Regions from separate parts of the Homo sapiens genome. Here region 2 is linked to region 1. Evidence: read pairs that join two places in POLR2A ChIA-PET (ENCODE). Cell type or tissue: CD4-positive, alpha-beta T cell. All regions are shown on one strand. Each heading gives the region's core, and the rest is flanking DNA. Links, peaks and the distances in the headings are about the cores only. Region 1 overlaps KMT2C (lysine methyltransferase 2C). Region 2 overlaps KMT2C (lysine methyltransferase 2C).

Region 1 (16,426 bases), core at 1,872-9,871:
ACAAATTGGAAGTAAAAAGCAAAAGCAAAATAGCTACCAAAGGCATGTAGAATAAGGAAGATAGTATAACAGCAAAAACTATAGTCTAAAAAAAGAACATTGAATAAAGTAAACAACATATGGGAGATTTCAGGCTTTCAAGGTCTAACACTTTAGGTATTATTTAAGACCATTAAATAAATAAAAATGGCTATTGTACTTAATTATTAAATATGGGAAATCAGATGACTACCACTAAAACTTAAATCTTCTCCTAATATCATAGTATTTAACCTGATCATAATTCTGGATTAAATCACTATTGAATATAGATCATAACTCACTGCACTTCTGTATGCTGGATATTTATCATGATTCCTATTAAGAGAAAATCAGCACAATGACCAGGGTACTAAACATTTTTATACCTGGAATCATTGAAAGAAAAAAAGTATTAACATATTTCAATAAGTACATTTAAATATCAAACCATATAAAAATAACCAGTAATGTTTTTATGTTCAGCATTAGAAATGCATAGACTTTTTTTAAAAGGTATAGCATGCTATGCTAACTTTAAATTCTCATTTTAATAAATGCCCACAGTAAAATGAGAACAAATTCTTTCCTATAAGTATAATCTCTATTCCTACAAATATATGCTCCATTACAAATCATTGTTATTTTATTGGGAGAAAAAAAAAAGACCAACAGTTCATCTATAACTACTAAATGTTGTTTTAGCATACTGTTTTGCACTAGTATTTGATGAGGGAAAGGGGTGTAAAAAAACCAAGAGAATGACTAATTTATTACTAATCAGGTCCTAACCAGCAGCTTAATCAAATTCAACCTTCAAGTTTTGAGACTGGTTTGTATGTATATACCATATCAGTAAGATATCAATGTCAACACTAAGGATGACAGCAGCCCAGCTTAGAAAGAGATATCAAGAGGAATCAGCTGAAATGCATACCCACAAAATTCTTAGTTATAAAACAAAAAAAGGAAAAAAATTCTTGATTTTTTTATTTAGTGAAAATGAGCAAAGACATTTTCAAAACCTTTGTAAAATTGTTTTTTAAATTAACTAGCTATTTAAACTTCATTAGCAACATACATTTTGTAAATATTTGAAATCATTACCAAGCTAAATTAATTGCCTACCCTTCAATGATGCCAAATTTTTAAGTGTACTTCATTAACTGCCATATTATCATTACTTATTAAGTTGGTAAGCACTAAGTATATATAAAGACTTTCGTTTAACAAAGGCTATTTTTATATAATTATCTGAGCTCATAAGAATTTTCACTAAAAATTAATTTCACTTTTAAAACAAGGAAATGAAACCAATTCCATTTCTCAGGAGAGGATTTTATATAATTGCCATTATTTAAGGCAGAACATGAGGATATAAGATACAGCCTGATTCACTCCATTAAATTTGCTAATAGACATTTTAAGTTTGCTGGCCTTTTGATTATTTTATTAAGATGTGTGTACTCAACTGACAACTAAAGAAAAAGCTATAGCCTCCAAAACATCACAACTCTCCAAATATAGTACTTCTAAGTTTCCTTAAACTGTTCCACCTTAAATTCTTTTAAAAGATTCTCCCTCTTTTTATTGTTTCATTTCCTACTTCAGGTCTTCAAGGCATTGGCAGCAGTTCAAAACAATGAGCCAATCAAATAAGTACAACACAACAATGATTTAGTACTTAAATTTGGATATAAGCCAGATAAGCACTTGAGTGATTACATCATAACCCTCAAGAGGCAGTGTTAGCTTTGCAAGCTAAATTAATTTTTACACATTCTCATCAACTACAGAAACTTCTACTCCCTTAACCAGCACAGCCAAGTCTCCATATTAATATGGTCTTTAAACACAACTGTACAAAATATTTTAAACTATATCAGACAAGACCTTTAGGTAATTACAATGTGCCCGTGAATACAGACATACACACATCATTACAAAAAAAAAATTCCTTAAAAAAGAAAAAAGCATCTTCTGGGAGGGAAGGCAGGGGAGGGAGGGAGGGAAGAATGTATAGGACAGTGCAACATTTTCTGAAGCACACAAACTTATATATAAATTAAATAAATGACTGAATGGATTGATGAATGAATGACACAAAAGACATGAGTAGTGAAAACCAATTCTGGATTTGCTATTGTATTATGTTATATTCTTAAAATTAAAAGCTTATTTAGAGAAACAAAAGAAGGACTTTATTGATCTGTTTTATTATTACATTATTTCCATTTATAAATTCCATGAACTCCCTCCCTCTCAGCTTGTGTTATGTTCTTTGAAGTTTTCTTCCAAAAGTTTAGTTTTGTGATCACACCGCTTTCATATACAATTAATATAAACTTTTTAAAAAATAACAAGAAAAATTTGTGAAAAGGATAGTTTGTTGGATTAATTGGGTTAATGGTGAGTCAGAGTATCCCATAAATGTGGAGAACAGGAGAAACTGTTCAACAAGAACAATCCCATTTGAAAATTTATAAACATTATAATGGAAATAAATTATATGCAGTCTTAATCTATTCCAACATTTAAAGTCGAAACTGCTTACTTTCTCTGTCCTCTTTGTTTTCGTGGTGCTGAGTTTTGCATTTTCTCATAGGTTCCATTGCTGTTGTCATCAATGTCCTTCTTGTTAGAAGGTTGGTTTCTCCATGGCAAGATAAATCCAGGCGTTATTCTGAATTGTTTTAAGTCTCCTTGTCCTAAGGAACTTTTTTCCCCACAGTAACAAAAAGCGCAGAGCTGTTCACTAGTAAAAATGAAATGTAAGTCAGAGAAGGAGAAAAGTAGCTTTATTCAACTGCTTTAAGCGATAACTATAGATACTTGTGCTTTTAAATTATGTCTAAAGCACAAGCTAAGCTTTTCAATCTATTTTCTACAGTCTATTCAGTGATTACCCATAAGAACAATTAAGTTTAATAATTATACATTTGGAATTCTACTTTTCCATAGCATTTTAAAAAGTAGTACACATATCAAATCCAAAAAATTCTAGTTAGCAGTTAGAAAAGTTATTTTCTTTTATATTTGACTAGAAAAAAATCCAAGTAAGAAAGCTAAAGGTGGGGGCCAAGCACGGTGGCTCATGCCTGTAATCCCAGTACTCTGGGAGGTGGAAGTTCGAGACCAGCCTGTCCAACGTGGTGAAACCCCATCTCTACTAAAAATACAAAAATTAGCTGGGTGTGGTGGCACACCCCTGTAATCCCAGCTACTCGGGTGGCTGAGGCACCTCGCTTGTATCCGGGAGGTAGAGGTTGTAGTAAGCTGAGATTGAACCACTGCACTCCAGCCTGGGTGACAGAGCAAGACTCTGTCTCAGGAAACAAAAAAAATGCAAGTTAAAAATGGGAAAGAAGGTAGAGTTTAGTAGCCACCCAACTGTATGACAGTTCTGTAAAACATATGGTGACAGTTTTATTTAACCACTTGATAGAACGTTCATTATGCATGATATATATATACCACACACATGCATACACACGGGGAGATATAAAAATATAAACTTAAATAGTTCCTGGGTTGAGTGGTAGTAGATTTTTAGGGAAGCAGAAGAGCTGAACTGGAAGAAGGAAAGGGATGATTAGGAGCAAAGGGGATTTTTTAGGCCAGTGAAACCATTTTATATGATACTATAATGGTAGATACTGAGCCCTAATGTAAACTATGGACTGTAGTTAAAAATAATGTATCCATATTGGTTTACCAACTGTAACACAGCACACAATACTAATCATGAGGGAAACTGCTGGGGGTAGAGGTGGGAGAATGAGCTCAATTTTTGTGTAAACCTAAAAATGCTCTAAGTCTATTAATAAAAAAGGAGAAAACATTAAAAAATTAAGAGACAACAATCAATATACATATATAGAATATACACTTACTAAGAGATCTTAGAAAGAATGAAATTAAAAGGACTGCTTCCTCTTGATTATATTTACACTTCACAAGATATTTACTGCTGCTATACCCAAATCCTCCTTCTTGGGCATTAAAGTTACCTCTACAGTATTTACCCCATGATCTTACATATCTTGCATTACCAGGTGATAGAACTAACCTATAGCCTTTTGAGGTGACTTTTTAAAACTTAGGTTTAAATCATATTGGACTCTCAACTAATTACTTTTATCAAAATTAGCTTTGTTTTTGTAATAAATTACCTATTTCAAGTTCATGAGAAACTATGTTGTCTGCTGGTACCGAGACATACACAAATTAAATGTAGTGTAATTTCAAAAAAAAAAATCAAGTCAAGTTGAAAAAGAAAATTTCTTCTTTCCAAAAAGAGACCACCACCTTATGCTTTGCCAGTATCTTACTATCCCCTTATTTGTAATGTTCTCTGAGCTATTAAGCTTACATTTATTTCACCATATCCCATTTCTGGTTTGTTTCTTCCCCTAGAAACACTACCCATGAGAAGCAACAATCAGATTGACATTAGTCTTATCAACATTGATTGTAACAGCACTGATTAGAAAATGGAGCAATATTTTAAAGCTATTGCAGAAAAATACCTTAGCATTCAATTTTATATTCAAAACTATCGCTTAAATGTGAAGGTATAATAAAATTACTCTCTGGCTTAGAAGACCTCAGAAATTTTGCCAGACAACAGATCAAAAATGAAAATACTTTTAGAGAAGTACTTAAATTATTAAAGAATTAGAAAAGGTTGTATGAAGTAAGGGAGGTCAAACACCTCAGAGTAATTTATTGTTGACTTTTTTTTAATACGAGGTCAAGGGAAATTTCTAGCTTTTGGTCTGGCTGTAGAAAGCTGCAAACAACATTGTGCCCAACCACACAACATAACCCAACCAGAGAATCTGCAAATTCACTTTTCTGAAACCCATCAGAGGGCAGAAATCACAAGGCAACCAACTCACCACCAAATGAAAGACACTTCCATAAAGAAATGTGACAATAGCACCTCTGAGGAAGAGGCCACTGATATCATACCAGCAGGGTGATAAGAACTCAGTAAAAATTTTTAAGAAATTGCTAGAAGCCAAGTGTGAAACACAGTGAGACTATGTTAACACCTGTGACCAAAGACAGGGGAATTCTAACCCACACAAAGGCTCCTCTTCATGTACCTCATTAGATGTCACGCACTACAGCAACTCAGCCAGGAACAGTGGCTCACACTGCAACCCCAGTGCTTTGGGAGGTCAAGGCAGGAGGATTGCTTAACCCCAGGATTTTGAGACCAGCCTGGGCAACATAGTGAGACCCTGCCTGTATTTTAAAAAGAAAAAGAGGATGGGCATGGTGGCTCACACCTGTAATCCCAGCACTTTGGGAGGCCGAGACGGGCAGATCACAGGTCTGGAGTTCGAGACCAGCCCAGCCAACATGGTGAAACCCCGTCTCTACTAAAAATACAAAAATTAGCCAGGCATGGTGGCAGGCGCCCGTAATCCAAGCTACTCGGGAGGCTGAGGCAGGAGAATCACTTAAACCCAGGAGGCGGAGGTTGCAATGAACTGAGATCGTGCCACTGCACTCCAGCCTAGGCGACAGAGCAAGACTCCACCTCAAAAACAAATAAAAGAAAGAAAAAACATATATACAGTGACTAAAAAACATTTTCTAAAATAGCATACGAAATCTTACTAGCCATTACAATAATGTAAACCAAAACCACCAATTAAAAGGCAAAAATCACCAATTAAAAGACCATTTTTGAGATTAGATTAAAATTAGATCTAACAATTGGGTGCAGCTGGGTGTGGTGGCACACACCTGTAATCCCAGCACTTTGGGAGGCCTAGTTGGGCAGATCACCTGAGGTCAGTTCGAAATCACTCTGGCCAACATGGTGAAGCACACACCACCCACCCACCCCCTCCCCATCTCTACTAAAAATACAAAAAAATTAGCCAGGCATTGATGGTGTGCGCCTGTAATCCCAGCTACTCGGGAGGCTGAGGCAGGGGAATTGTTTGAACCAGGGAGGTAGAGGTTGCAGTGAGCCGAGATCGCACCACTGCCCTCCAACCTGGGCAACAGAGCAAGACTCCATCTCAAAAAAAAAAAAAAAAAAAAAATAGGTGCAAAAAATGTTGGAAGTATAAACACAAATGACATATAAAACAAGGACAAAAATGTTGATGGGAAAAGAGGTAAAAAGATACCAGGCAAACATAAACCAAAAGGAAGTTTGAGTGGCAATAATTTTATCAGACAAAATGAAAGTTATGTCAAAAAGAAAACATGACATTAGAGATGAAAAAGATGTTACACACTAACAAAATGATGAATAGTATAATAGATATCGATCATAACCATATACTCAGACCAACATGAATCTGGTCTCAAAATGAATCTCGAATCTGAAAGAGATGGTTAAGCATCTCCAATCTGAAAATCCAAAATCTGAAATGCTCCGAAATTCAAAACTTTTTAAGCACCAACATGATATCACAAGTAGAAAATTTCACACCTAAGTACTTAATATAAACTTTGTTTCAAGCATAAAATTACTTAAATATTCTATAAAATTACCTTCAGGCTATGTGTATAAGGTATATACGAAACATAAATGAATTTCTGTGGGCAGCAAGCCACCCAGGTGCCGAGGCAAGAGACCAAGGGCACGAGCTGTTCCAGTATAACAAAATATATAAAATAAGAATAGTTATATAGATCATAGATATGATTATACATGAATATCATTAATCATTAGTTTGTAGCAATTACTCTTTATTCCAATATTATAATAATCCTCACTCTACAATCATAACCTAGGAAAAACCAGGCCATACAGCAATAGGAGCTGAGGGGACATAGTGAGAAGTGACCAGAAGACAAGAGTGCGAGCCTTCTGTTATGCCCAGACAGGGCCACCAGAGGAGTCCTTGGTCCCAGCGTCTGGGAAGACACCTGTTGCCAAGTGGACCGTGGTCTAGCGGTAGCGTCAGTGTCAAGGAAAAACACCCACTACTTAGCAGACCGGGAAAGGGAGTCTCTAAACTCTTTTAGAGTTTAGAGAAGACTCTACTCCTCCACCTCTTGTGGAGGGCCTGACATCAGTCAGGCCCGCCCGCAGTTATCCAGAGGCCTAACCGTCTGCCTGTGATGCCGTGCTGCAGTGGTCACGCTCCTAGTCCGCCTTCATGTTTCATCCTGTACAGCTGGCTCTGCCTTTTAGATAGCAGTAGAAAATTAGTGAAAGTACTAAAAGTCTCTGATAAGCAGAAATAATGGCATAAGCTCTCCCTCTCCCTCTCCCTTTCCCTCTCTCTGCCTCAGCTGCCAGGCAGGGAAGGGCTCCCTGTCCACTGGACATGTGACCCACGTGACCTTACCTATCACTGGAGATGGCTCACACTCCTTACCCTGCCCCTTTGTCTTGTATCCAATACATATCTGCGCAGCCTGGCATTCAGGGCCACTACCGGTCTCCGCGTCTTGGTGGTAGTGGTCCCCCGGGCCCAGCTGTCTTTTCTTTTATCTCTGTCTTGTGTCTTTATTTCTATACTCTCGTCTCCGCACACGGGGAGAAAACCCACCGAACCTGTGGGGCTGGACCCTACAAATTTCATGTTTATACATGTCTCCCATCCCCAAAATATCTTATTATGTATGTGCAAATATTCCAAAATCCAAAAAAAATCCAAAATCCAAAACACATCTGGTCCCAAACATTTTGTTTTTGTTTTTTTTGAGATGGAGTCTCACTCCGTTGTCCAGGCTGGAGTGCAATGGTACGGTCTTGGCTCACTGTAACCTCCACCTCCTGGGTTCAAGCAATTCTCCTGCCTCAGCCTCCCGAGTAGCTGGGACTACAGGCACACGCCACAACATCTAGCTAATTTTTGTATTTTTAGTAGAGACGGAGTTTTGCCATGGTGGCCAGGCTGGTCTCAAACTCCTGGCCTCAGGTGATCCACCTGCCTTGGCCACCTAAAGTGATGGAATTACAGGCATGAACCACCACACCTGGCCTGTCCCAAGCATTTTGGATAGGAGAAACTCAACCTGAGTTTCTCAGAACAAAACTGGAAGACTAAAAAAATTAAATCAACAACAGTGGAAGATTTTAATTATTTTTCTCAGAAAATACTATGTCAAACCAATAAAAATTAAGTATTGAACATCTTTATTGTTCATTATTTATTAATTACCTGAGCATAATAAATTAGTTTGAGATACTATATTCAGCTCTATCTACAACTAACGGTTCACATTCTTTTCAAGTATATTAAAATATTTCAAGAGTGGATTACATAGTAGGCCATAAAAGAATACATGATACATAGCAAGTGACCAACATCATGCAGGCAACATTCTCTGACAATAATGCAGTAAAACTAAAAATGTATAATAAATGGATAACTTAAAATCTTCTGGCCAGGTGCAGTGGCTCATGCCTATAATTCCAACACTTTAGGAGGCTGAGGCAGGTGGATCACCTGAGGTCAGCAGTTTGAGACCAGCCTGACCAACATGGCGAAACCCCGTCTCTACTAAAAATACAAAAGTTAGCTGGGTATGGTGGCACACGCCTGTAGTCCCAGCTACTCAGGAGGCTGAGGCAGGAGAATCGCTTGAACCTAGGAGGTGGTGGTTCCAGTGAGCCAAGATCGCACCATTGCATAGCCTGGGCAACAGAGCAAGACTCCCTTTCAAGAAAATAAATAAATAAATAAATAAATAAATTTGGAAACTAGAAAAGATATTGTTTAAGAATCTTTCACTTAAAATGGAAATCCCAATATGTGAAATAAAATCATAATGAAAATACTGAATATAAAATTGATATAAAATATAAAATACTGAATATAAAAATTTCAATATATTACTGGAAGTCCTAGGCAGAGCAATATGGTCAAGAGAAAGACATAAGGGATCCCAGTAGGAAAGGAAGAAGTGAAACTGTCTTTATTTGCTGATGGCATGATCTTATATATGGAAAACCCTAAAGACTCCACCAAAAAACTGTTAGAACTAATAAACAAATTTGATAAAGTAGCAGGATACAAAGTAAATATACAAAAATCAGTAGCATTTCTATATACTAACAGCAAACGATCCTAAAAGAAAATTAATGTAATAATCCCATTTACAATAGCAACAAAAAAATTAAATACTTAGGTGTAATTTCAACCAGGGAGGTAAAAGACCTGTATACTGAAAACCATAAAACTCACAAAAGAAATTTAAGAAAACATCAAGAAATGGGAAGATATCCTATGTTCATGGACTGGAAGAATTAATACTGTGAAACTAACTGTCCATACTACCCAAAGTGATCTACAGATTCAATGCAATATCTATCGAAATTCCAATGTCAATTTTCACAGAAATAAATTATCCTTAAATTTATATGGAAGCACAGAAGACATCAAACAGCCGAAACAACCTTGAGCAAAAAGAACAATGCTGGATGCATCACCCTGTCTGATTTCAAAACATTACAAAATGATTGTAATCAAAATAGTATGGTACTGGCACCAAAAAAAAAAAAACCATACATCTGGACAGGCATGGTGGTTCACACTTGTAATGCCAGCACTTGGGTAGGCTGAGGCAGGCAGACTGCTTGAGCCCAGAGTCTGAAACCAGCCTGGGCAACATGGTGAAACCCCGTCTCTACTAAAAATACGAAAATAAGCCAGGGGTGGTAGTGAACACCTGTAGTCCCAGGTACTCAAGAGGCTGAGGTGGGTGGACGGCTCCAGCTCAGAAGACAGAGGTTGCAGAAAGCCAAGATCACACCACCGCACTCCAGCCTGGGCTACAAATACCACCCTGGCTCAAAAAACAAGAAGACACATCGACCAATGGAACAGGAATGAACTCACGCATTTACACTAAGTTGATTTATAACAAAGATGCCAAGAAAACACAATGGGTAAAGAACTGTCTCCTCAATAAATGGCACTGAAAAAACTGTATATCCATATGCACAAGAATAAAATCATACCCTTGTCTCACATAACACAAAAAATCAATTCAAAATAGATGAAAGTCTTATGTTTCGGATGTCAAACTATAAAACTACTAGAATAAAACATAGGGAGAAAGTTCCATGTGGGCAATAACTTTTTGGATATGACCCTGAAAGCATAGGCAACAAAAGCAGTAATAGACAAATGGGATGGCTAAACCACCAAGCTCCTTACGGCAAATGAAAATATTAACAAAGTAAAGAGACAACCCACAGAATGGGAGAAAATATTTAATATCCAAAATATATATGGAACCCAAATAAACAGCAAGAAAACAACCTGATTAAAAAATGGGCAAAGGACCTGAACAGACATTTCTCAAAAGAACACATACAAATGGCCAACAGGTACATGAGAAAATGTTCAGCATCACTACTCATTAGGGAAATGAAAATTAAAACAAGTATATATCACGTAACACCTGGCTATTGGCTAACACCTAACAAATGGCTACTATTAAAAAGATGAAAGATAAGTATTGCCAAGGATACAGAAAAAATGGGAGTCCTGTACATTGCTGTGGGGGTGTCAATTAGTATAGCCATTATGGAAAATGGTAAAGAGGTTCCTCAAAAAACTAAAAATAGAATTACCATATAATCTAGTAATCACACTTCTGGGTATATATCCAAAGGAACTGAAATCAATGTCAAAAGGATATCTGCATGCCCATGCTTACTACAGCATTACTTACAATAGCCAGATATGGAATCAACCTAAGTATCCATCAATAGATGAATGGATAAAGAAAACATGGTATATATAAACAATGGAATACTATTCAGCCTTGAAAAGCGGGAGGATGGGGAGTGGTGGCTCATGCCTATAATCCCAGCACTTCGGGAGGCCAAGGCTGGAGGACTGCTTGAGCCCAGATATTCAAAACCAGCCTGGGCAACACAGTAAGACTCCATCTCTACATAAAATTTTAAAAATTAGCCTGGTGTGGTGAGCACACAACTGTAGTCCCAGCCACTTGGAGGCTGTGGTGGGAGGATTGCCTGAGCCCAGGAAGTTGAGACTGCAGTGAGTTGTGAGCATGGCACTGTACTCCAGCCTGGGCAACAGAGTGACACCCTTTCAAAGAAAAAAAAAAAGAGAGAGAAAGAGAAAGAAAGGAAGGAAAGAAAAAAAGGAAAGAAGGAAGGAAGGAAGGGAAGGAGGGAGGGACGAAGGGAGAGAAGGAAGGAAAAAAGAGGGAGGGAAGGGGAGGTAGAAAAAGAGGGGGAGGGGAAGGGAAGGGAGGCAGGGAGGGGAGGGGAAGGGGATTAAGGAAGAGTGGGGAGAGAGAGAGAGAGAGAAGCGGGAGGGACCTGTCATCTGCAACAACTCAGATGAATCTAGAGGATATCATGCTAAGTGAAATAATCCAGGCACAGAAAGACAAATACGGCATGATCTCACTTATATGTAGAATCTAAAAAAGTTGAACTAAAAGAACCAGTAGTAGAGTGATGGTAACCAGACACTCGGAGAAGGTAAGGCAGGAAGAAGGAAATAGTAAGTTGTTGGTCAAAGGATATGAAGATTGAGATAGGAGGAATAGGTTTTGAGATATACTACATAGTAGGGTGACCTATATTTTAAAATAACAATTTGGTGCAAAGGATACGAAGGTTGAGACAGGAGGAATAGGTTTTGAGATACAGTGCATAGCAGGGTGACCTATATTTTAAAATAACTATTAGTTTGGTGCAAAAGTGATTGTGGTTCTGCCATTAAAAGTAATGGCAAAAACCGCAATCACTTTTGCACCAACTTAAGAGTAAATTTCAAGTAACAAATGAGAGTTAATCAAGGTAATGGATGTTAATTTACTTGATTCAATCATTCCACTTTGCATTCATGAATTGAAACATCACACTGTACTCATAAATGTACAATTAGGATTTGCCAATCAAAAATAACATTCAAAAATAATAAATGTATCATGAATCATTTTAGATAAAATGTATATGTTCTGAGAAAAATATAACATGAGAAAATTGGTACAAGATGAAACAGACAGCTGAATAGAAAAAAATTTGGAAGTGGGGAGCAAATTTATGGAATACATATTCCAAGAAAAAAAATCTTTGAATTGAACTGGTAATGACTTCATTTTCTAGAAGAAACCCCACAGACCCATGTAATTTTATGACAGTTACTTCAGACCTACATGGAGTCAATTCCTGTCTTAAACTAGCTGTTCCAGAAAATAAGAAAACTGAAAGATGCCTCACACACGAGGCTAGTGTAATTTTGTCTCCAAAACTAGGACATTACAATATTACAAAAATTCATATTGCTTATGAACATAAACAAAATATTAGCTAACTAAAACCCAACAGCATGTTTAAAAAATGTCATAATCAAGTAATGTTTATTGAAAGTAATCGAGTAATGTTTATTGCAAGTAATCAAGTAATGCTTACTGCCTTCTACAGAAGCTTCTTCTTATTGCATTGTTTTGCTTCATTTTTAAATACATATGAACATAAGTTCTTTGTTAGTTATATGCTTTAGAAATATTTTTCCCTTTTCTGTCATTTATCTTTTTACTCTTGGTATTTTTCATGAAAAGTTGTAAATTTAAGTATAGTGGTATTAATCAATCCTTTTCTTTTCTTTTTTTGAGATGCAGTTTCTCTCTTGTCGCCCAGGCTGGAGTGCAATGGTGCGATCTTGGCTCACTGCAACGTCCACCTCCCAGGTTCAAGCAATTTTGCCTCAGCCTCCCAAGTAGCTGGGACTACAGGTGCCCACCACCACGCCCAGCTAATTTTTGTATTTTTAGTAGAGATGGGGTTTCACCATGTTGGCCAGGCTGGTCCCAAACTCCTGACCTCAGGGATCCACCCACCTTAGCCTCCCAAAGGGCTGGGATTACAGGCATGAGCCACCGCACCCGGCCCCTTTTCTTTTTATGTGTGTTTTTTTTTTTTGAGACAGGGTCTCACTATGTCACCCAGGCTGGAGTGCAGTGGCAGGATCACAGCTCACTACAGCCTCGACCTCCTGGGCTCAAGCGATCCTCCCACCTCAGCCTCCTGAGTAGCACCACCAAGTCCTACTAATTTTTGTATTTTTTGTAGAGACAGGGCTTTGTCATGTTCAAGTCAGGCTGGTCTCGAACTCCTGGGCTCAAGCAATCCTCCTGCCTCAACCTCCCAAAGTGCTAGGATTATAGGCATGAGCCACTGTGCCTGGCCAATCAACCCTTTTCTATAATTAGGGCTTTCCATTTGTTTTTTAAAAGTCTTTCCTTACCCCAAAGCAATGAAGAAATTCCTCTACATTAACTTCTTTTATTAATTTGCTTCTCACGTGTTAAGTCTATAAATTAACTGGAGTAGACATGAATAAATTAGGTCTTTCTTTTTTTTTTTTTTTAAAGTATGTCTAATTGTTCTAGCACAATTGTTGAAAGAGACTTCCTTCCTCACTAATTTGTGATGCCCCTTTGTTATAAATAACCTGTCCATATTAATCATGTATCTGTATCTGGGTTCCCTATTCTGATCCATTGGTCTATTTGTCTGTTTCTGTGGTAATACAGCACTGACTTAATTTATTAGTGTGTTACAAAAAGTCTTAGTATCAAGTAAAGCAATCCTTCCTCTTCTTCATGGGTCCTTTGGCTTATCCTGTCTTTTGCATATTCATATAAATTAAGATCAGCTTGTAAAATTTACTGTAGAAATTTTTATTAGAATTTTCTTGAACCTACACATCAATTGGGAAAGAATATCTTTAAAATACTGAATCCCCTAAAATGTGAGTATTATACTGCTATTATGTCTGTGATCCTTAATCTTTCCAAAAAGTTTTATAATTTTCTCTATAAAAGTCTTACATTTTTGCACATAATCCTAGTCACATATTATTTTATATTATTGGAAAATATTCTAAAAAATACCATTTAACTCTGTTCCTAATATATAAAAATACATGTGATTTTTGCATTTTGATTTTGTTATCTAGTAATCTTGCTAAAATCCTATTAATTATACATATTCATTTAGAACATTTTATATACTGCACCATTAAAATTCATTAAATTCAGGCCGGGGACGGTGGCTCACGCCTGTAATCCCAGCACTTTGGGAGGCCGAGATGTGCAGATCACGAGGTCAGGAGATCGAGACCATCCTGGCTAACATGGTGAAACCCTGTCTCTACTAAAAATACAAAAAAATTAGCCGGGTGTGGTGGCAGGCGCCTGTGGTCCCAGCTACTTGGGAGGCTGAGGCAGGAGAATCGCGCGAACCCGGGAGGCGGAGCCTGCAGTGAGCTGAGATCGTGCCACTGCACTCCAGCCTGGGCGACAGAGCAAGACTCTGTCTCAAAAAAAATAAAATAAAATAAAATTCATTAAATTCAATCTGTTCATCCTATTTTAAGGAAACTGTGGGACAGAGAGATAAAAATGAATAAATAAAGGTCAAAAAGTCGGAGCTTGGAATAAACACCAAGTCTGTATTTACAGTATGCTGGCTTTCTCAGTGTACATTCACTCTGTCCTGTCTAATGAAAATAACAGTGGTAGTGGTAGTATAGCCCAGGATAAATAAATAACAATGGCATTGCTTATTAATCTACCTCAAGGTTATTTTTCCATGTGGCATGAGCATCAATCTACCTATATTTTTTACATGGATAGCCAATTATTGAGTGACCTATTCTTTTCCACTGATAGGCCATGATTATTATAAATGAAATTATCATATATTCATGAGTAGCTTTTAACTTTCATTCTCTGTACAAGTATTAGATGAGGACTAACAGTGACAGTGTGCTACTCACAGGTGACAAAAAGATAAGTCAGTCAGGCATACTGTGTCCTTAAGATCTGCAGAAGAACCAAGCAAGAAGGTTAAGAACTACAATGGGTTCCCGAAGTAGGCCTAGAGGATACAGAGGCACAGAATACTTTCAGAAGGCTCTCAGGCACCTGCTCTAAACTAGCAAATATTCTGCATTCTGTACCTCTCAATACCACATATGCATTACACCATTTCTAATCTCTATATAACACATAGCAAAAAGTAAAGTTCATGGTAGTATCAAACTACAAAAATTTAAGCAGAACTTTAAATGCTTTTCAATCAACTAGAATTCATTATTCATTAAAAATATATTGGGCCGGGCGCGGTGACTCACGCCTGTACTCCCAACACTTTGGGAGGCCAAGGCGGGTGGATCACGAGGTCAGGAGATCAAGGCCATCCTGGCTAACACATTGAAACCCCGTCTCTACTAAAAATACAAAAAATTAGCCGGGCGTGGTGGCGGGCACCTGTAGTCCCAGCTACTCAGGAGGCTGAGGCAGAAGAATGGCGTGAACCCAGGAGGTGGAGCTTGCAGTGAGCCAAGATCGCGCCACTGCATTCCAGCCTGGGCAACAGAGCGAGACTCCGCCTCAAAAAAAAAAAAAAAAAAGAAAAAAGAAAAAAAAATTTATACAGCACCTAATCTCCGTCAGGAACTATTAAGTGCAGGACACAGTGTGGTGAACAAAGCCCACCAACAAAGTGCGTGTCTTCAGAGTTCACATGACAGTCAAATGAACTGTTGGAAAATAATAAGTGCCACAAAGAAAAATAAAGCAGGTTACTATGTAAAATATGGTGGGAGCTGCTGTTTTCTTTTCCATCCTACTCCTTTATTTTGAAAATGTTCAAACCTCCCAAAAAATATTGGAGGAGGAGGAGAGGACTACAGTATAACAAACACCAGTGTGTTCTTTCGTTGATTCACATTGTATGTTCTTTTTCCTAAGCTGACTGAGACTAAGCTGGATGTGGCCCTTCAGAGGAGGCTAGTATTATCAGCAAGGTAGCCTCTCTGGGAGGTAAGCCAGGAGACAAGCAGAGCAAGCACCAAAGCTCTCAGACAGAAACCCCATCAGCACATTTAAAAGAGTGAGGCCAATGTGGTGAGAGCACAGTGAGTGACAAATGACATGAGAGAGGCAGTCAGGAACAGATCACACCTTGTAGACATGGTAAGTACTTGAAATTATGAATATAATTTAAATATAATAGTCATGAAAGAGAGTGGAGAGTGGGGACCTGATTATCATTATTAGAATAATTTTTGCAACTGTGCTATAAACAAATTGGACTATGGAAAGGTAAAGAGAAGCAGAAAGACTGGTTAAAAGGCTACTACAACTTCCAAAGGATAACAGTGACTTCAACTAAAATGTTAGGCAAGTTAAGACACTAACAAGTTGTTTGGGTTATCGAGTTGAGCTACAAGGTATGAGAAAAGATAGAAATCAAGGATTAACTTTCAAAGTTTCTGGACTAAACAACTGAGTGAATACTGGCATTATTTATTGAAATGAGGAAATCGTAGGGAGAAGCAGATTTGGGGCAGAGGTGGAGGCAGAATCAAGCATGGTACTGGACATGTTAAGGGTGAGGTGTCTAATACACTTCCAAATAGAGACG
Region 2 (16,426 bases), core at 5,602-13,601, 59 kb after region 1:
GTGACTTATAATGGAGTTGATAACAACAAGAATAAAGGGCAGCTGACTAAGAGCCCTCTGGCACAAATGGAAGAAGAAAGAAGGGAGTATGCAGCTAAAATGAAGAAGATAGAGATGGAGATGGAGCAGGTGTTAGAGATGAAGGTCAAATAAAAAGTTCAAAAACTAAAGGACTCTGAAGCTGAGCTCCAGTGGCGCCGTGAGCTAATGAAAAAGAATTTGGAAGCACAGCACAAAGAATTAGAGGAAAAACGTCGTCAGTTTGAGGATGAGAAGGCAAACTGGGAAGCTCAACAACATATTTTAGAACAGAACTCTTCGAGAACCTTGGAAAAGAACAAGAAGAAAGGGAAGATCTTTTAAACTCTCTATTGACCACCAGTTACGTATTAGTTGCCAATATGCCAGCTTGGACATCAGTGTTTGTTGGATCCGTTTGACCAATATGCACCAGTTTCATCCATAATGATGGATTTAACAGCGTGACAAAAATTATTTTTTCTTGTTTTTCTTGATGGAGATTAAGATGCCTTGAATTGTCTAGGGTGTTGTGTACTTAGAAAGTAACAGCTCTAAGTACCTTTCCTACATTTTCTTTTTCTTTTTTTTATTAAACAGATATCTTCAGTTTAATACAGGAGAACATTTTACTGTTGTACAATCATGTTCTCGTGGTTTGATTGTTTACAGCCTATTCCAAAATAAAAGGACTGTGGAAGGTTAAAAAAAAAAAATAGTTAAGGGCCAGGAGCAGTGGCTCACACCTGTAATCCCAGCACTTTGGAAGGCCAAGGCAGGCAGATCACTTGAGGTCAGGAGTTCGAGACCAGCCTGGCCAACATGGCAAAATCCTGTCTCCACTAAAAATACAAAAGTTGGCCGGGCATGGTGGCACGTGCCTGTAATCCCAGTTACTTGGGAGGCTGAGGCAGGAGAATCACTTGAACCTGGGAAGCAGAGACTGCAGTGAACCAAGATCACGCCACCACACTCCAGCCTGGGCAACAGAGTGAGGCCCTGTCTCAAAAAAAAACAAAAACAAAAAAAAAAACAAGATGGCAAATTATATTTTGTGTATATTCTACCACAACTTTTTAAAAACTCAAATCAAAATCTGACTGTTTGTAAAGATCAATAAAATTGACAAGATTCCAGCAAAACTAACACACACAAAAAAATGACTACTATGGTTTGAATATCATTTGTCCTCACCAAATCTCATGTTGAAGCTTGGTCTGCAATGTAGCAGTGTTGAGAGGTGGTACCTTTAAGAGGTGATTAGGTTGTTAAGAGGGATTAATGTCGTTCTGAAAGGAGTTCTCACTCTTGGAGAAGTGAACCCACAAGAGTAGGTTGTTATAAAGTGAGGATGCCTCTCATGTTTGGCCTCTCTTTGCAAACATGTGCTTCCCCTTGCACTTCTCTGCCATGTTATGACACAGCACAAAGCCCTCACCACATGCGGCAACCCATCTTAGATTTCTCAGCCTCCAGAACCATAAACCAAATAAATCTTTTTCCTTTATAAACTACCAACTCTCGGGTATTTTGCTATAGCAATAGAAAATGAACTAAAACAGGAATGAAAGGGGATTTCACTATAGACTCCACAGACATTAAAATGACAATAAGGTTGGGTGCGGTGGCTCATGCCTGTAATCCCAGCGGGCAGATCATGAGGTCAGGAGATCGAGACCATCCTGGCTAACACGGTGAAACCCCGTCTCTACTAAAAATACAAAAAAATTAGCTGGGCGTGGTAGTGGGCACCTGTAGTCTCAGCTACTCAGGAGGCTGAGGCAGGAGAATGGCGTGAACCCTGGAGGCAGAGCTTGCAGTGAGCCGAGATCACACAACTGCACTCCAGCCTGGACAACGGAGGGAGACTCCGTCTCAAAAAAAAAAAAAGAAGACAATAAAAGAGCAGTATGAACAACTCCACACACATAAGTTTGATATCTTTAAATGAAATGGACCAATTCATAGGAAATGACAAACTACCAAAACTCACCCAAGATGAAATATGTAACCTGAACAGCTCTGTAACTATTAAAGAAATTGAATTTATAGTATGAAATTTTCTGAAATAACAATCTCCAGGCCCAGGTGCTTTCACTAACTAATTTCTAACCAACACTTTAAGATGATGTAACACCAACTCTACAGAATCCCTTCCAGAAAAAGGAGGGAACAACATTTCTCCACTCATTTAATGAGGTCAGCATTATCCTAAAGCCAAAATCAGGCAAAGACAGTACAAAGAAGCAAAACTAAAGACCAATTTCCTAAGTGAACATAAACACAAAAATCATCAAGAATATATTAGCAAATCAAACTCAGGAACATAAGAAGAGTAATATACCACACCATGTAGGGTTTATCCCAGGAATGCTACACTTGTTCAATATTCAAAAAATCAATCAATGTAATCTACCATGTTAGAAGTCTAAATCACTGGTCAGCAAACTACGGTCCAGAGGCCAAATCCAGTCCTGTACTTGGTCTTTGTAATAATTTTATCGGAACATAGCCATGTATATTTGTTTACATACAGTCTACATCTGCTTTCATGCTACAATAGCAGATATCAGCAGTTACAACAGACAGCATATTGCCAGCAAAGCCTAAAATATTTACTATGTGACCCCTTACAGAAAAAAATGTGGGAGGTCACCACCATTAGACCTGCCTTACAAGAAATGCTAAAGAAAGTTCTTCAAATTGAAACAAAAGAACTCTAAAAACATAAAAACATATTAAAGAATAAAACTCACTATAAAGATAACAATATATTCAAATTCAGAATACTCCAATACTGTAATGGTGGTACCTAAATCAGATTTAAGTCTAGTATAAATGTAAAGAGACAAAAGTATTAAATATTAACTATACATACAACAATTTGGTAATGGATACATGATATATAAAAGATATACATTATGAAATCAATAATACAAAATGTGAAAGGAGACGTTAAATGTAAAGTTGTGGTATACTGTTGAGGTTGTCAGCTTAAAATAGACTATTAACACTATAAGATGTTTTATGTAAGCTTCATGGTAACCACAAAAAAAAGGCTGTAGTAGATACATAAACCAGAAAAGAACCAACGCATATCACTATCAAAAAAATCATCAAATCACAAAGGAAGACAGCAAGAGAGGAAGACTGAAACAAACAAACTTACAAGAGTCAGAAAAATTGACAAAATGGCGATAGCATCTCCTTGCCTATCAATAATTATTTTAAATGGAAATAAATTTAATACTCCAGAAGACACAGATTGGCTGAGTGATTTTTTTTTTAATTTTTTCATTTCATTTTATTTTTTTTGAGATGGAGTCTCGCTCTGTCACCCAGGCTGGAGTGCAGTGGCATGATCTCAGCTCACTGGAAACCCCACCTCCCAGGTTCAAGCAGTTCTCCCACCTCAGCCACCTGAGTAGCTAGGATTACAGACACATGCCACCACACCTGGCTAATTTTTGTATTTTTAGTAGACATGGAATTTCACCATATTGGCCATGCTGGTCTCGAATTCCTGACCTCAGGTGATCCACCTGCCTTGGCCTCCCTAAGTGCTGGTATTACAGGTGTGAGCCACCGTGCCTGGCCGAGTGGATTTTTAAAAACAAGATCCAATGATATGCTGCCTACAAGATACATGAAACAGAAAATCAAAAGCATATCACTACCAAAAAATCGTCAAATCACAAAGGAAGACGGCTAGAGAGGAAGACTGGAACAAAGAAACTACAAGAGTCAGAAAAACTGACAAAATGGCAGTAGTAACTCCTTACCTATCAATAATTATTTTAAATGAAAAGAATTAAGCTCTCCAATAAGACACAGATTGAATGGATTTTTGATTGTTTAAGACGGAGTCTCACTCTGTCGCCCAGACTGGACTGCGATGGTGTGATCTCAGCTCACCGCAACCTCCACCTCCTGGGTTCAAGCGATTCACCTGCCTCAGCCTCCTGAGTAACTGGGATTACAGGCGCCCACCACCACACCCAGCTAATTTTTGTATTTTTAGTAAAGATGGGGTTTCACCATGTTGGTCAGGCTGGTCTCAAACTCCTGACCTCAGGTGATCTACCCACCTCAGCCTCCCAAAGTGCTAGGAATACAAGCGTGAGCCACTGCACCCAGCCAAGCGGATTTTTAAAAACAAGATCCACCTATATGCTGCCTACAAGAGACTCTCTTTAGCTTTAAAGGACTGAGGCTGAAAGTGAAGAGATGGAAAAAGATATTCCACACACATGTTAACCAAAGAGAGCAGAGGATCCTTACATAAAATAAAATAGACTTTGAGTCAAAAAGTGTTAAAAGAGATCAGAGGTCAATTCATCAGGAGAATGTAACATTTATAAATATATATACATGCCCCAATTTGGAGCACCTAAATATATAAAGCACTATCAATAGAACTAAAGGGGGAAATAGCAATACCGTAATAGTGGGGAACTTAAATACCCCACTTTCGACAACGGATAAATAATCCAGACAAAAATTAATAAGGAAACACAGACTTGAACATTACAGACTAAATGGACCTAACAGACACATACAGAACATTCTAGCCAACAGCAGCTGAATATACATTCTTCTTAAGCAGACACAGAATATTCTCCAGGATAGATCATATGTTAGGCCACAAAACAAGTTTTAACAAATTCAAGAAGAATGAAATCATTTCAAGTATCTTTCTAACAACAATTGTATGAAACTAGAAATCAATGACATAGGAAGAAAGCTAGAAAATTCATAAAGAAATCAAAAGGGAAAATCTGTTAATATGGTTGTCATATTTACAAATCAAGGAAAAATGATCATCTCAACAAATGCAGAAAAAAAACAGATATAAATGCAGTAAGACTTCTATGTCCACGGGTTCCGCATCTGTAAATCCAAATGACTATGGATCAAAAAAATATTATTTGTTTATTACTGTCTCTTTAGCTGTATACTCCATGAAGACTAGAAATTTGTTCTATTCACTGCTGCACCCCCAACACCTAACAGCACCAGATGAAACATAAGCACTCAATATATGTTTTGTTGAAAGAGTAGATGGTTCTATAACTCAGGACAAAAATATGGATTCAATAACAAATATTGAGATAACAGCCTAACAATTCTGAAAAGCAAGTTACAGTTCTGTCTCCCACTGAACAAAATAATAAAATTTCACAGGGAATCAAACTTTAAAACAAAGCCACTTAATACTGGATGTTGTGTCATTAAGCTAAGTGATAAGAAATAAGACACTTTAATACCATAAAGGAACAGGCTAAAGTGTCATAATTAGCAGAAAATATCACTAATGTCTACTTAGAAAATACAAGTTTATCAACTGAAATGTTAAAAGAGTTCTTTAAGATTGTCAGATCAACACAGTAACATATAAACATCAATAACTTTTCTATACAGCATACAGTAGAAATAATTATTCTACTGTAATAGAAAGAGATATCAACAACAAAGTTACTAGGAATAACTTTAATAAGTAATATAAAACTCTACTTATGAACATAAAGGAAGAATAAAGTATCCTGAGACACAAACCTAATTTTTTTTAAAAAGGGACAAAGGATATGAACAACAAATTCATTTTTGAATAAGAAATTCAGACACAATTAATCAACCTATAGAATATGATAAAGTGCTCAACTTTACCAAGTAATCAGGGAAATCGAACAATGATATGAAAAATGAAAACTACTGGTCAGGCCTGGTAGCTCAAGCCTATAATCCCAGCACTTTGGGAGGCCAAAGCGGGCAGATCACTTGAGGCCAGGAGTTCAAGACCAGCCTGACCAATATGGTGAAACCCCGAGATCTCTACTAAAAATACAAAAATTAGCCAGGCATGGTGGCACATGCCTGTAGTACCAGCTACTCAGGAGGCTGAGGCACAAGAATCACTTGAACCTGGCAGGTGGAGGTTGCAGTGACCCGAGATTGCACCATTGCACTCCAGACTGGGCAAGAGAGCAAGACTCTGTCTCAAAAAATAGTAATAATAATAATAATAATTAATAAAAATTGAAAAGAAATTTTAAAAATAATAATTTTTAAAATGAGTGAATGAGAAAAACAAATTCTCAATAGAAAAATAACAAATACAGTCCAACAACTGAAAGAGTGAAAGTCTCTGAACACATGAGATATTCAACTAAACAATTTTAGAAATGGAAATGAAAGCAAGGAGTATCATTTCAGATACCAAATTAGCAAAGAGTGATAACACACTCTGCTAGTCAGGTTATGGGAAAATCGACACTAGTAGGAGTGTAAACTGAACAATCAGGCCGGGTGTGCTGGCTCATGCCTGTAATCCCAGCACTTTGGGAAGCCAAGGTGGGTGGATCACTTAAGGTCAGGAGTTCCAGACCAGCCTGGCCAATATGGTGAAACTCTGTCCCTACTAAAAATACAAAAATTAGCCAGGCATGGTGGCACACTCCTGTAATCCCAGCTACTTGGGGTGGCTTGAACCCGAGAGGCGGAGCTTGCAGTGAGCCGAGATCGCAGCATTGTACTCTAGCCTTAGTGACACAGGGAGACTCTGTCTCTCAAAAAAAAAAAAAAAAATTGAAGAGAAAAACACAAGGAAAAAAATCCATGCAAAATCAATTTTTCAGAACTCCTCGATTAAAAAATAATGTCAAACATTAAGAGGAATATCCATTTTGCTTACAGACATACCTCATTTTATTTCACGTCACAGATAATAAGTTGTTTGTTTGTTTGGGGACACAGTCTCACTCTGCTGCCCAAACTGGACTGCAGTGGCACAATCTCGGCTTACTGCAACCTCCGCCTCCCAGGTTCAAGTGGTTCTCCTGCCTCAGCCTCATGAGTAGCTGAGACTACAGGCACGTGCCACCACACCCAGCTGATTTTTTATTTTTAGTAGAGACAGGGTTTCACCATGCTGGCCAGGCTGGTCTCAAACTCCTGACCTCAGGTGATCTGCCCACCTCGGCCTCCCAAAGTGCTGGGATTACAGGCGTAAGCCACCACACCCAGCGAGTTTTTTTTAAAATAGCAAAGGCTTTTGTCAACCTTGCACTGAACAAGTCTTTTTTTTTTTGAGACGGAGTCTTGCTCTGTCGCCCAGGCTGGGGTGCAGTGGGATGATCTTGGCTCAATGAAACCTCTATCTCCCAGGTTCAAGCAATTCTTCTGCCTCAGTCTCCCAAGTAGCTGGGATTACAGGCGCCCACAACCACGCCCAGCTAATTTTTGTATTTTTAGTAGAGACAGGGTTTCACCATGCTGGCCAGGCTGGTCTCAAACTCCTGACCTCAGGTGATCCACCCGCCTCAGCCTCCCAAGTGCTGGGATTACAGGTGTGAGCCATAGTACCCAGCCTGAACAAATCTACTGACACCATTTTCCAGCAGCATGCACTCACTTTGTGTCTCTGTGTTACGTTTTAGTAATCCTCAAAGTATTTTGAACTTTTTCATTATTATTATATCTGTGATAGTGATCTACGATCAGTGATATATATATATTTTTTCCTTTGGTTGAGAAAGGGTCTTGTTCTGTCACCCAGGCTGGAGTGCAGTGGCACAATCACAGCTCACTGCAGCCTCAACCTTCCGGACTCAAGTGCTCAGCCTCATCGGTAGGTGGGACAACAGGCATGTACCACCACACCTGGCTGATTTATTTTTTATAGAGATGGGGTGTCACCATGTTGCTCAGGCTAGTCTCAAACTCAAGCGATCCTCCTGCCTTGGCCTCCCAAAGTGCTGGGATTCCAGGAGTGAGCTACCATGCTATCTTTGATGTTACTATTGTAATTGTTTTGGAACACCATGAACCACGCCCACATAAGATGGCTAACATATAATGTGTGTTCTGACTGCTCCACCAATTAGCCATTCCCTATCTCTCTTTCTCCCTCTTTTCAGACCTCCCGTTTCCCCAACACACAACCATATTGAAATTAGGCCAATTAGTTAACCCTAATCCTACAATGGCCTCAAACAATTCAGGGAAAGGAAAAGTCATGTGCCTCTCACTTTAACTGAAAAGCTACAAATGATTAATCTTAGTGGGGAAGGCATATCAAAAAGTGAGAAAGGCCTAAGGCTAGACCTCTTGTACCACTCAGCCAATTGTGAATGTAAATGAAAAATTCTTGAATAAAATTAAAAGCACTATGTCAGTGAACATGAAACAATCTTGTTGCTAATATGAAGAAAGTTTTAGTGGTCCATATGGAAGATTAAACCAGCCATAACATTCCCTTAAGCAAAAAGCCTAATCCACAGCAAGGCTCTAACCTTCTTCAATTCTATGAAGGCTGAGAGAGGTGAGAAAACTGCAGAAGAAAAACTGGAAGCAAGTAGAGATTGGTTCATGAGGAAAAATGCTCTCGTCATAACATAAAAGTGGAAAGTGAAGCAGCAAGTGCTGACATGGAAGCTGTAGCAAGTTATCTAGAATATCTAACTAAGATCATTGCTGGAGGTGGCTATACTAAACAAGGTGTTTTATGTAGACAAAAGAGCCTTCCATTAGAAGAAGATGCCATCTAGGACTTTCACAGCTAGAGAGGGAAAATCAATGCCTTGCTTCAAAGGTCAGGCTGGGGCCACACCTGTTATCCCAGCACTTTGAGAGGCCAAGGTAGGAGAATCGCTTGAGCCCAGGAGTTCAAGGCCAGCCTGGGCAACAAGGCGAGACTCTTGTCTCTTTTAAAAATAATAAATAAATAAATAAAAACTGACTCTCTTGTTAGGGGCTAATGCAGCTGGTAACTTGACGTTGAAGCTAATGCTCATTTGCCACTCAAAAAGTCCTAGAGCTCTTAAGAATTATGCTATATCTAATCTGCTTGCTGTCTACATATGGAACAACAGTCTCCTGGATGACAGCACATCTGTTTAGAGGTTGGCTTACTGAATATTTTCAGTCCACTGTCAAGACCTACTGCTAAGGAAAAAACATTCCTTTCAAAATATTAGCACTCACTAACAATGGACCAGGTCATTCGAGGGCTTTGATGGATATGTTCAGAAAGAAGAATGTTACTTTCATGCCTGCCAGTACGATACATCTATCCTGCAGCCCACGTATCAATGAGTAATTTCAATTTTTAAGTCTTACTGTTTAAGAAATACATTTCGGCCAGGTACGGTGGCTCATGCCTGTAATCCCAGCACTCTGGGATGCCAAGGCAGGCGGATCACTTGAAGCCAGGAGTTCAAGAAGACCCTGGCCAACATGGCAAAACCCTATTTCTACTAAAAATACAAAAATAAGCCGGGCGTGGTGGCACACACCTGTAGTCCCAGATACTCGGGGGAGCTGAGTCAGGAGAATCGCTTGAACCAGGAGGCAGAGGTTGCACTAAACCAAGATCGCACCACTGCACTCCAGCCAGGGCGACAAAGCGAGACTCCGTCTCAAAAAAAAAAAAAAAAAAAAGTGATTCCTGTAGTAGATTTGGGCAAAGTAAACTGAAAACCTTCTGGAAAGGATTCACCACCGTAGATGTCATTAAGAACATTCATAATTCATGAGAGGAAGTCAAAATATCAACATGAACAGGTGTCTGGAAGAAGTTGATTCCAACTCTCATGGATAACTTTGAGGGGTTCAAGACTCAAGTGGAGGAAGTCATTGCAGATGTAGTGGAAACAGCAAGAGAATTAGAAGTGGAGCCTGAAGATGTGACTGGATTGCTGCAATCTCATGATAAAACTTGAACAGATTAGGAGTTGTTCCTTACAGATGAGCCAAGAAAGTGGTTTCTTAAAGATGGAATCTACTCCTGGTGAAGAGGCTGTGAAATTGTTGAATAACAACAAAGGATTCAGAATACTATATAACCTTAGTTGTTAAAGCAGTGTTTGAGCTGACTCCAATTTTGAAAAAAGTTCTACTTTTGGGTAAAAAATGCTATCAAACAGCATCACGTGCTACAGAGAAATCTTTCATGAAAGAAACAGGCAATCAATGTAGCAAACTTCATTGTTGTCTTATTGTAAGAAACTACCAGAGGCACCCCAACCTTCAGCAATCACTGCTGGGATCAGTCAGCAGCCACCAACATCCTCTATCAGCAAAAAATCTTACAATTTACTGAAAGCTCAGATGATCAGTAGCATTTTTTAGCAATAAAGTATTTTTAAATTAAAGTATGCACATTGGTTTTTTAAATATAACGCTACTGAACATTTAATAGACTGCAGTAGAATATAAACATAATATTTACATGCACTGGTAAACCAAAATATTTGTGTGCCTTGCTTTATGGTGATACTCACTTTATTGTGGTAGTCTATAATGGAACCTACAGTATCTCCAAGGTATGCCTGTATTTACTTTGGTACCAATTCTAGATATATATCTGCATATACCCAGGTATTTAACTTCCTGGTCTCATGTTCCTTAAATAGTTAATAAGAAAGAGTAATTATGAACCATGCAGAGCAATTAACAAGCCTAACTTCCAATATTTTCTTCACTCTGAAGTAAGTATTTCCAACAGTGTATTATGTCAGAAGTTCTCAGTTTTGGGGGTGCTGTATCTTAATTTTTCTGTACTCTATTTTCAACTTCACTGAAATAATACAAGCTCTATCTTCCTTACAAATTTATAAGGAATCAAATGAAATGAAATATATAAAAGTTGTCCTCTTTCTCCCATCTTCAAAAAACTTCCCCCGCACTTCATTTCCTGTTAGCCCTCTCTCCTTCAACAGCCTGGTCTGTAGAAAGAGTCCATACATGGCCTCCCTCCACTCCCTCATCTTCCATTCATTCCTTGTTCCAAGGCCCTCCCAACACCACTGAAACTTTTTTCAATGCCCTTTTTTTAAATTATTATTATTTTTTTAAAAAGCAAATTCTGCCCCCATCTTTTCATTCTTTCAGTTGAACCACTTTTTCCAAAACACTGTGCAGATATAAAAAATACGTAGTTAAGGCCAGGGTGCAGTGGCTCATGCCTGTATTCCCAGCACTTCGGGAGTCCAAGGCAGGCAGAACACAGGTCTGGAGTTCAAGACCAGCCTGGTCAACATGGTGAAACCCCATCTCTACTAAATATACAAAAATAAGCCAGGCGTGGTGGTGGGCACCTGTAATCCCAGCTACTCAGGAGGCTGAGGCAGGAGAATCGCCTGAACCCAGAAGGTGGAGGTTGCAGTGAGCCGAGATCATGCCACTGCACTCCAGCCTAGGCGACAGAGTAAGACTCTGTCTCCAAAAAACAAACAAACAAAAATGGACAAAGGAGCCAGGCGTGGTGGTGCACACATAGAGCCCCAGCTACTCAGAGGCTGAAGTAGGAGGATCACTTGAGCTAGAGGATCACTTGACCCCAGGAGTTCAAGGCTGCAGTGAGCTAGAACTGTGCCACTGCAATCCAGCCTGTGTGACAGAGTAAGACTCCATCAAAAAAGACAAGGACAAAGACATGACAAGAGAGAAAAAATAAGTATAAAAGACAGAGAGAGAGAGACTTCAAAAAGGAGGACAGGGCAGGGCACAGTGGCCCATGCCTGTAATCCCAGCACTTTAGGAGGCTGTAATGGGAGGATCACTTGAGCCCATGGGTTCGAGACCAGCCTAGGCAACACAGCGAGACCCCAGTATCTACAAAAACTAGCCGGGAATGGCTGGGCATGGTGGCTCACACCTGTAATCCTAACACTTTGGGAGGCCGAGGCAGGCGGATTGCCTGAGCTCAGGAATTCGAGACCAGCTGGGTAACATGGTGAAACCCCATCTCTACTAAAATATAAAAACTTAGCCAGGGGTGGCAGCATGTGCCTGTAGTCCCAGCTACTTGGGAGGCTGAGGCAGGAGAATCACTTGAACCCAGGAGGCAGAAGTTGCAGTGAGCTGAGATCACACCACTACACTACTTCACTCCAGGATGGGCAACAGAGCGAGACTCCATCTCCAAAAAAAAAAACAAAACAAAACAAAAAACAAAACAAAAAAAACTAGGCTGGGCACAGTGGCTCACACCTATAATCCCAGCACTTTGGGAGGCCGAGGCAGGCAGATCACCTGAGGTCAGGAGTTCAAGGCCAACCTGACCACTATGATGAAACCCCACCTCTACTAAAAACACAAAAATTAGCTGAGCATGGGGGCATGCGACTATAGTCACAGCTACTCGAGAGGCGGAGACAGGAGAGTCGCTTGAACCCGGGAGGCAGAGGTTGCAGTGAGCCGAGATCGCACCATTGCACTCCAGCCTGGGCAACAAGAGCGAAACTCTGTCTCAAAAGAAAAAAAAAAAAAAACTAGCCGGGCACAGTATTGCGCACCTGTATTCCCAGCTACTTGGGAGGCTGAGATGGGAGGGTCATTTGGGCCCAGAAATTCGAAGCTGCAGTCAACTATGATTGTGCCACCGCACTCCTGCCTAAGTAACAGAATGAGATCTTGTAATTTAAAAAATAAAAGGATAGGTAGGATTTACAGACTGGAAAATGGGAAAAAGATGAGAGTGGAAAAAGGAAGGAGGGGTAGCACGAATGGCGGGCAGGTGGACAGAAAAGTAAAATTCAGCCATGTTCAAAAGGGAACAAATAAAAGCACCGAAAGGTAAGACAGACCTAGTATATTTATGACTTGAATCCCAAGCTACGAAACTGGAACATAATTTAGCAGAGAGACTCCAAAAGTTTTACAGCAAAAAGTATTAGAATCATTTATATACTGGGAAAAAATAGCCTCCTCATTTTAATAATCCAGATTGGGAAATCAGATCTAAAACAGATGTTCAATGGACATCCCATTTCTTTTGTAAAAGCAACTTGAGTGGTCAGTCATCAAGTTTTGTTCTGTTTTTAATTCACAATGAAAATCTGACTACTCATTTATTCAACAAATATTTGAGTGCCAGCTATGTGCTAGGCACTGTTCTAAACACGCCAATAACATTTATTTAGTGGGATTGATTCTGTACTCTAGAACAATGGTTCTTAACTGGGGAGAGGGAGTAATTTTTGCTCCCCAAGGGACATCTGGCAATGTCTAAAGACATTTTTGGTTGTCACGGGGGCAGGGAGGGGGGGAGGGGTGCGGGTGTGCTACTATATCTAGCGGGTGGAGGCCAGGAATGCTGCTTAACATCCTACACACAGGAGATACTGCCCATGACAAGGAATTAGCTAGTCCAAAATGTCAACAGTGCCAAAGCTGAATAAATCTGTTCAAGAGCAACACATTTCTATTCCCTCTTCCATAGTAATTGTTAATAAACATTAGTTCCATTTTCTACTATTTCTGTTCTACAATAGAGGCTTTAAAATATCTTAAGAAATATAACACCATTTTAATAATTTGGCAAGTAGAAGTAAAGATACCATGAATCCTGAGATTTCACTTTCAAAAATGTATAAGCTACATTTATTTTACAATATAACTTTTAGGAACAAAGTTGTCTTCTCCTTCTGACACTGACTGTTATCAAAAACTGTGCTAAAAGCTTTGAGTGATGTTTGATTATTCCTTTTATTTTGGGGTCCTTATAGCAGTTAATTACCACATTCTGCCAGTTCTTTCCAAGTGAATGCCTCACATTTCAACGGATCCTTTTCTATTACCAATGTATCATCTGAAATATTTTACTAACTGGTTTTTCTGAAGCTCAATGTCCATGTCTCCTTCCCTCCCAAGCTATCCCTACCCATTAATACTGTATTTTTCACCTGCTCAAAAGTCCATATGGTTGCCCGTAACATACCAAATAAGAACCTAATTCCTAAAGCTTGACATTCAAATCCTTTTTTCAACTAGCTACAATCCACTTTTCCAACTCTTTTTTCCACTGCTCTCCCTCAGGAGTAGCCTTTTTTAGCAAAATGACTTATTCTGAGATACATAAACAACCTTTCCAGATCAGAGACATCAAAAGCCATTCAGGCTTCATTGAGACAAAAGATACGCATTCAACTCAGAATAACAGTAAGAAATCAACTTATAGGGAAACCAGATCTAGCCATGTTCTATAAACATGAGAGATAACCCTGTTGGCTCATGCCACTGTCCTTATTTATAACGGCCCCTATTTGCCTTTCTACTTCTCTGAACTCCTTATCCTTCAAATCTACCATCTTTTCAAAAACCCAAACACAGAGTCACCTCAGTCACCATTACCTGCCCTTCCCCCACCCCACCCAATGCCTGTGGCTTTCAGGTCATTTATTTTGCAATAAACTTGTCATCTCAATTTTACTGGTTCTCTTTTAGATTCAGACAGCTGAGATTATGATAGATTCATTAGTAAGCTGAATGGGGAAGAAAAGGATATTTACATTCCCAGGCCAATTTTCAATGCTTTTTGGAAGATTCTGTTAAATTCACAATTTCCAGAACTGGCAAGGAATAGGTAAATATATACACTCATATATTACTGGTAAGAGTATAAATTGGTATAATTATCCTAAAGTGATATCTGCCAACATTGAAAGTCTTTAAAATCTGTATACTCTTTGGCCTAGGAATTCAACTTGAAAATTTATCATGAGTAAATTATAAAATGTACAAAGGTTTAACTATAAAGACACTCATCTCTGCATTGTTTCTAACTCTCAAAGATTGAGGTGGAGGGGAAAATTCCTTGTCCAATAAAAAAAGACTATTCCATGAATCATTTATTTAAGTAATGTAATACTCTGCAACTACTAAAATCCTATAGTATCATGGTTATTGACATGTAACTCTTTTAATGGCTTTCTTTCCTAAGCTAAGAAAAATACAAACATGATTCCACATAATGTATTTCAAATATTTGTATACATTTTTCTACTTTTCTATATTTTCCACACATCTATATATAATTTGTGTGTGTGTGTGTGTATGCATGCATGTAAATAAAATATACCTCTAAGTCTTGTAACCTTAAGATGGTGGGGCAAAATATTTTTATTTTCTGTTGTTGATTATTTAAAATTTAGCTACATTAAATTTTTTCTGATTTAGTAAACATACATAAGGCCTATTTATAGTTGAATGGCAGTCTTACAAAACCTAAGCAACCTTAGTTTACATTATCTGTGGGAAAAGCATTTTTAGTAGAATGCTTGCACATCTTCCTACATTCCTGTAATCAAACAGTATTTATCATCAACTATGTTGGTGACTCTCACTTTGACATAGGCTGAACCAGAAATCCTAGGAAAAACTGATGATAGAAAGCTAAGGGGAAGGACAGGAAGCCGGGAAACCCTGGGAAAGGAGGGATTATATTACACATGTTATGGGAACTAGTTTGTATATGCGGGGCACAGAGCATACACTTAGATAAGAAGGGGGTCATAAAACCAGAAAGGCAATAAATAGAATGTTATGAGCATGAACTCTAGATGCAGACTGTTTAGGTTCAATCCCACCTCTGCTTCTTACTACATTTATTACCTTAAGCAAGTCACTTAACTTCTCCCTGCCGTTTCTGCCCCATCTGTATAATGGGGATAACAGACCCTACCTTAGAGGGTTGTCACACTAATGAATTCTGAGAATAGTGCCTGGTACTACAGTTAAGTGCTCATTAGTTGTCCACACTCATCATCGTCATTACTCCTATTACTATGACGTGAAGAGTTGTGCTGCTAGGACAGGAGCAGCAACTTTTCAACACCAATCACTTTTTTAGATGGCCTCCTTTCTAGCCTTGTTAGTTGCCCAAATTCTGAAAAAAAAAACAAGAACTAAGACTCTAGAAGGAGATCCGAGAGGCAGACATGTGTGTCTGTGTGTGTGTGCGTGTGTGTAGGCGCGTGTGCATGTAGATGAAGGAGGAATCAGGAGTAATGCCAAGAATGAGAAATCTGTATAAGCAGTTCAGAAAAGGGGCATCATGAGTCACTCTCCTCAGTGCTGCCCCAAGAGTTCCACAGTTTGTTCCTTACATCATTCACTTGGATAAAACCTTTCAATGTCTCTCCATGGCCTTCAGAGTTAAATCAAAACTATTCCTTGGAATGACTTAAAACCCATACTACCTCTAAAGCCTCATCTCTTGACTCTCTCGCACCAAGCTCACTGAGCTTCCAGCCCTACTGAATTTCTTCAGTAACAAACTCTCACATCTCAGAGCCTTTGCACATGCTGCTCCCTCTGCCTGAAAAGTAACCTCTACCTCCTCCAATAGCAAACTGCTACTCAACCTTCAAAATGCAGCTCAAGGATAACTCCAGAGCTCTTTCCTGATTTCAAGCTAAATGCCTCTGCTATATTATCCCCCATGTGCATAACACCACCACCACCACCACCACCACCACCACCACCACCACCACCACCACCACCACCACCACCACCACGCTGCACTGATCCACCACTAGCCGATGACTCCTTTAGAGATCTTGTCTTTGGGTATTTCCAGATACTGTCCTATACAGTAACAGATACATTAAAAATAATAATTTTAAAA

The links. ChIA-PET counts read pairs that join two places held together with the same protein. Peaks named below come from ENCODE experiments on the same cell type or tissue, not always from the same donor. Only the 100,000 strongest peaks of a DNase experiment are listed, where the experiment ranks them.
Region 2: POLR2A ChIA-PET joins it to region 1 with 12 read pairs; 3 of 35 experiments call an interaction of 5 or more read pairs at or near these places.

The regions. Positions count from the first base shown.
Region 1 is chr7:152,312,566-152,328,991 of GRCh38, forward strand. KMT2C (lysine methyltransferase 2C) reads right to left here. Exons shown (of 59, transcript NM_170606.3): 4 at 2,573-2,773. Among named protein-coding and RNA genes, the nearest start is that of KMT2C, 120 kb to the right of the region's middle. In CD4-positive, alpha-beta T cell, for the core only: no CTCF peak of the experiment used is centred there; a DNase peak (open chromatin) is centred at 5,106.
Region 2 is chr7:152,368,299-152,384,724 of GRCh38, forward strand. All of the region lies in intron 1 of KMT2C (lysine methyltransferase 2C), which reads right to left. It also overlaps the pseudogene SEPTIN7P6. Among named protein-coding and RNA genes, the nearest start is that of KMT2C, 59 kb to the right of the region's middle. In CD4-positive, alpha-beta T cell, for the core only: no CTCF peak of the experiment used is centred there; no DNase peak of the experiment used is centred there.